Linked DNA regions of Homo sapiens: region 2 is linked to region 1. A link is a contact called in ENCODE Hi-C or POLR2A ChIA-PET data. All regions are on one chromosome and are shown on one strand. The core of a region is the stretch at or near the end of the contact, and the rest is flanking DNA. Distances in the headings are between cores, read along the strand shown.

What was found. A loop is a pair of places that touch in the nucleus more often than their neighbours do. ChIA-PET counts read pairs that join two places held with the same protein, here RNA polymerase II (POLR2A). Pooled maps may share reads with other maps.
Region 2: a pooled map shows a loop between it and region 1 (3-fold over the local background). The contact joins two enhancer-like sites. A Hi-C loop is called at or near these places in 6 of 50 pooled maps. POLR2A ChIA-PET finds 5 or more read pairs at or near these places in 2 of 52 experiments (H1 and activated CD8-positive, alpha-beta memory T cell).

What each region holds. Positions count from the first base shown.
Region 1 is chr6:118,507,552-118,510,656 of GRCh38, reverse strand. The region is part of intron 5 of CEP85L (centrosomal protein 85L); the gene reads left to right. Among named protein-coding and RNA genes, the nearest start is that of PLN, 39 kb to the left of the region's middle. Within about 2 kb of position 1,439, at least 2 of the 41 ENCODE cell types and tissues checked have a DNase peak (open chromatin) inside an H3K27ac peak, as active enhancers do.
Region 2 is chr6:118,775,375-118,778,479 of GRCh38, reverse strand. No RefSeq gene overlaps it. Among named protein-coding and RNA genes, the nearest start is that of ASF1A, 120 kb to the left of the region's middle. Within about 2 kb of position 1,564, at least 2 of the 41 ENCODE cell types and tissues checked have a DNase peak (open chromatin) inside an H3K27ac peak, as active enhancers do.

The DNA of each region.
Region 1 (3,105 bases), core at 190-2,689:
AATTGCTCTTTAGGAGAGCAGTGTATAAGAACTCTCACCGTCCCACTCCCCAACTCCCAGCCATGCTAACAGAGTGTGTTATTAAACTTGGATTTTTGCCCTTCTAGTAGGTCTATATAAAAGAAAGGGGAGATTTATCTCCTTATGGTCATATGGTTTTAATATGTATTTCTCTTAAGAGTGATGTTATATTTCTTTTTATAAATTTAAGGGCCCATTCACATTTCTTTTCATATCCTTTGATCATTTTTTATGTTAGGTTGTAGGTTTTTGCTTATTGTTTTTTGGAGCCCTGTATATATAAAGGAAATTAGCTTTTTGTCTATAATTTAATTTGAAAATAAATTTTCCAATTTTGTCTCAATATTTTGTTTATATTATTATTTCCTTTTCCTCTATGTAATTTTTTCTACAATGAGGTCTGATTCTAATGAGTATTTTATAAATGAATCTCACCTTTACAAATGAGCCTATTTAACCAAACAGTGACATAACATCCACTGTGTTAAATTCTGATGTCACAAAAGTGAAAAATAGTTCCTGCTTTCATGGATCTCAAAACTTACAGAGGGAGAGACCATATAGGAAAACAAGTTTGTCTATTCCTTCTAAATTTATTTGTATTCACTGTAGGTAAGACAGTGTCTACGCCATATGAATAGAAATGTAAATGAGGTTAATTTTGCCCATAAGGAGAGTATAGTCTAATTGGAACACAGATATAGAGTCTATGAGGCCCGTTAACAAAATTTATATGACTGGAATGGCTACTTTCCTTAATTATTACTCAGTTTTAAAAAGAGCTTCCTTTAAAACTTGTTTGCATGTTTATTTTTATATAAACTTTATATTGGTTTATTTCCCAAAGAAAAAGACTGTTGGCGTACTTATTGGGATCTAAAGTGAGGCCTGATAACTTTGTGGTGGTATATACTTCTATTTGTGGATGTTGTTATTGTTGTTCTCTTCATTACGGCCTTTATTCCTAGATTTTAAGTTAAGTGGAATTGTTTCCTTCATCATATCTTCAAATGTGATATTTATAAATACTAGAGACATTGGTATATTAAAATCAGGAAATATTGATGAGAAAATAACTATCAGATTTTCTTGAGGCCAGAGGCATTTAACATAGAGACTCCAACTTGCCTTTTATACTTTAGTTATGAATACATCATGTTATAATTTGGTCTCATCTTGGACTTCTGTCACATGATAGCAAGGCTTTATAATGAGTACTGAGAATAATGTACAGTTATTTGAAAATGGTATTTCTATACTATGGAAGTAGTGTATCTTGCTTTGGTAACAGCATTTTAGTAGAATTGTTCAATTTCTCTTTAACATTCTGTCATTCGGAATAAAGGCTTTAATTATATAATTATCATATTATCGAAAGCATGTAAAAAATAGGTATCTGAAGGATGAAGCAAATGTTCTTTTGACACAGCATCAGGCCAGTAGAGGGCTCTCCAAGCCAGCGTGCAAGGACAAATAAAAATATTAGTATTTGGAAGGATATGTAAAAGGGGTTGTTAAAAATATTAGTAGGATTTTGAAGTATGTGAGGAATTGAAATATTATTGAGAAATCTGATTTTAAAAGATGAGAGCAATTTGTAAAAGAGAATACAAGGAAAATCTTAATACTAAATGGGTATGATAAATATATAAGATAAACTTCTATCAATGGATAGATACAGAGAGCCAATAAAATGGTGAGGGTTAGAAGAAACAGCAGATAGAGTAATAAAATATTTCTTTAGCGAAGGATTTTTTTAACTTTGGATCTTTGAATGATGTAATTTTTTATGCATAGCATTTTGTATAGGTACATTTTTCTGATCCATAACATATTCATCCTAATTCTATAGACACTAGACAAAGAAAATTATGCTTTTAATAATAATTATTGAAATTAATGTGTATTCTAGAGTAAATAAGTCAGTAAAATAAAAGTAACATTTTTAAATGAATTTATAGATGGAAAACATACTCTTAATAAGTAACTTCTATTTTCTTATTAAAAATTTGACTAACCTTACAATTAAGATGACCTTAGAAGTAGATATCACTCAGTCTCATAGGTAGAGAATGAGAACCATGTCTTTATTCTAAAATCCAAACTTTCTGGATAGTTCTAATGGTAGATTGGTAGAGCCAAGGAATAGTTTGTATTTCCATTTATACCTAAATTTCCATCTGTGGTTAACAGGACTTTGTGGAATAAACCAAATATGAAGGACCCTTTTTCTTTACTTAAATTGGAGAAGAAAGAGGTCTCTTCTTTCTGTATATATGTGTACCTTGGAAAGATCAACCAAATAATAGTTACTATTATTAAGTTTCATTGTTGCATCATTTCTTTTCTTTCCATTTTATTCTTTTTCTTTCCATTTATATCATTTTTTTCTATTTTTTCTTCAATTGGTTTGTTTCCACCACCAAGTCTGTACTAATGAACATTTAATAAAATGAATCCCACCTTTGCAAATGAGCCTCCTCAACAAAACATTAAACATCTAATGTGTTAAATTCTGGGAACACAAAAGCAAAGAATGGTTTCTGCCTTTATGGAACTTAAACCCTACAGAGAGAGTATACCAAAAAATATATTTATCCATTTCCTTAAAAATTGTTTATCTTAACTATGGATAAGGTTCCATTTATGCTGTAGCAATAGAAATGTGAATGAAGCTGGTTTTGCCCTCAAGGAATGTGTAGTCTAATGGAGAACACAGACAAGAGATAGTTGCAGTGTGTTGATTCGCACAGGGTTTATGTATGAAGTGCTGTGGGAACCCCAGCTATGAACATAGAAGCTAATCTTCCAAAAGCCTGGCCAGGCTTCCTGTAGGAAGTGATAATCTAGTTTGAGAACCTGATGAACTAAATGAATTGAGCCAGGTGAAGGGGGTGAAGGAATAGTGTTTTGAGGCATAGTGTATGGCATATGGAGAAGCTTAAAGGAATGATGAGAAATATAATGCATTTGGAAAACTACAAATTATTCTGTGTGGATGAAATGTAATGTGAGAGAAAGGTAGTGGTAGATATGTGGTTGAAGAGGTAAGCAAGGGCCGAGTGATATCAATGACCTGAGGTG
Region 2 (3,105 bases), core at 315-2,814, 270 kb before region 1:
TTTTTTTTTTTTTTTTTTTTTTTTGAGACAGAGCCTCGTTCTGTCACCCAGGCTGGAGTGCAGTGGCGCAATCTTGGCTCACTGCAACCTTCACTTCCTGGGTTCAAGCGATTCTCCTGCCTCAGCCTCCCAAGTAGCTGAGATTACAGGCATGCACCACCATGCCCGGCTAATTTTTGTATTTTTAGTAGAGACGGGGTTTCAGCATGTTGGCCAGGCTGGTGTCAAACTCCTGACCTCAAGTGATTCACCCACCTTGCCTTCCCAAAGTACTGGGATTACAGGTGTGAGCCACTGCACCCGGCCCACATTGTTTTCTTAATAGCATTCATTAATGAGATGTTAGGTTAAAGCTGTTTCATATCTTGACAGATTGTAATTTTTCATTTATTTTTCCCTTTGTGAATTATCTCTACTCACCCTTTGCACATTTTTCTCTGGTTTGCAAGTATCTGTTATATTGAGGTTAATAAATCTGTCTGGTATATATGATACAGTATTATTTCCTAATGCATAGTTTGTGTCTTAATTTTTTCTTTTTCTTTTCTTTTATCTATTATTTTTTGAAAAAAATCCATTAAATCCATCTCTTGTCTCTTTTAGAGATTCTGGTTTAGATGTTACTCCTTACCAGTTTCTCTCTACCCTTAGTTTATAGAGATATTCATCTGAGTTTTCTTCTGGTACTTTTATAAATCCTCACTTTCACATTTTCTGTTAGTAAACAGTGTAAAAAATAGACATTCTCTCATCAGTGCACTTCTTAATCTCATCTAGTTCTCAAACCACACTGAGTTACCTGTTACTGAGAAAAGTAATAAATAAAACATTGGTTTTACATTTCAAAATGGTCATTTTGATGGAATTGCATCTAGTTGGCTGCTTTAATAGTCTTACTCCGTCAGAAATGCCCCTAAATACCTGCCATGGGAGGCTGAGTTGGGAGGGGGTTTCTTTCAGCCTCTAGCATGCTAACCTCAGGCAACCCACTGAGGTGTGAGCTAAGGGCACACCTGTGTGCAAAATGAAGTTCCAAAAGTCAGCACCTCTTCTAGGCATTCTTCCTGCTCACCCCTACCTTACCCCACAGTTTCCTTTCCTCCCACACAATTGCTGGCTACAGGTTTCCTGGCTCTGTACCAAGATGTCTCTAGGGGTTATCCACTCTGCTTTTCCCTCCTGGCTTAAAAAAAAAATAACTTTACTGAGGTATAATTTACATACCATACCATAAAATTCACGCCTTTAAAATCCATACTGCAGTGATGTTTTACAAAATTTACTCAGTTGTGCAACAGGTACAGTCTGGTTTTAGAACATTTTTGTCACCGCAATAAAGTCCTTCATGCCCATTTACAGTTAATCCCCATGCCCTCCCCAGCCCCAGGCAATCACTGATCTACCTTCTATAGAGTTACCTTTTCTGGGCATATCAGATAAATGGAATCATATACTCCTCTAGTTTTGACACTGCCTCTTATCTCCAGTGAGAAATTCCAGATTCGGCGTCAGCTCTGTGGAAACTGACCTGCCAACCAAATGCAGGTTCACATAGCTAATAGATGAGAGCTCTGACTCAAGTCCAGTTCTTGTGGTTCCAAATTCTTTTCAGTCCTTCCCACATTCCTGATCTGGCTACATTTTCAATGTTGTATGGAAAAGTTGGTGATGGCCCTTTAAAATAAGTCGCAAAGATTACTGGCCTTTTGATACACATGGGCACTGATTTCATGACTCTTTTCAGCCACCAGAGGGTGCCCCAAAGATCTATCTTTGAATTGGCTTTTGCTTGTTACTGTTAGACATCTAAGAAAGAGAATGTGAGTTGTCACCTGATTCTGGGTGAGTTTTTTTCCAAAATACTTTTCCTCTCTGAGTAATTGCAAATAGCAATGGAGAATAAAAACTAGAAACTGTTTTTTTGTGCACATTGAAAGGTTTTTTTTAGGCTTTTAAGAGAGAGATTTTTTTAAAATATAATAAAAAGGGAAAATACAGACGATTTAAGAAACTGGTGAAGAGTTCTTAAATTATGGCAATCCAGCATGACAGATATCAATTAACCAAAATATTAAGGTGTTTTTGCTAATCTTTTGCATATTTACATAACTAAGTCAATCCTTTGAGGGAGAAGGGAAATGGAAACATATTTTTAAATTAAGTTACCCAAATCCAGTATCTGCATAGCTAGAATTAACTGGATAAAAATTCAGTATGACAACTGAATTTATCTTTTGAAAAATAATTTTAAGGCCCGGCATGGTGGCTCATGCCTGTAATCCTAGCACTTTGGGAGGCCAAGGCAAGTGGATCACCTGAGGTCAGGAGTTCAAGACCAGCCTGGCCAACATGGTAAAACACCATCTCTACTAAAAATACAAAAAAAAAAAAAAAAAAAAAAAAAAAAAAATTAGCCGAGCATGGTGGCATATGCCTGTAATCCCAGCTACTTGGGAGGCTGAGGCAGGAGAATTGCTTGAACCTGGGAGATGGAGGTTGCAGTGAGCCAAGATTGTGCCACTGCACTCCAGCCTGGGCGACAGAGCAAGACTCTGTCTCAAAAACAAAACAAAACAAAACAAAACAAAACAAAAAAACCAACAACAACAAAAGAAAAATAATTTTGTTGTGATGTTTTTGCAGCTATCTGTACTAAAAGTGGCTGAATTCATTTGTCAATTTTGACTTTAAGAAGCGCTTAGCATTGCAGTCTCCAGGATCCAGAGGGCAGATGTATCTCTTGACCTCCTCCAACTGAGCATCTCCTTCATTTTCTTTATTCTGGATGGATGGATGGGTGGTTGAATGGACAGAGGCTGCTCAGCAGGCAGGATGACAGCTCCAGGGAGCATATTCAGAAGAACTTGATGATGAACTCTACTAAGGACCACACCTGCCACTTGTCCGTCACTGGGTAGTGACATATGTCTGGTAGTGCTATATTCCCTTCAAGGACTGTATGATCCCCAGAAATGGCTGCAGCTGTAGAAGCAGTATTAGACCCAAGTCACAAGGCATGGGTTTCAGGGCTGGATCTTCCCATACCTTGCGATGTGTCACTTAACCCTTATGTATCTTCTCATTTCTAAAAATCTATAAAATGGC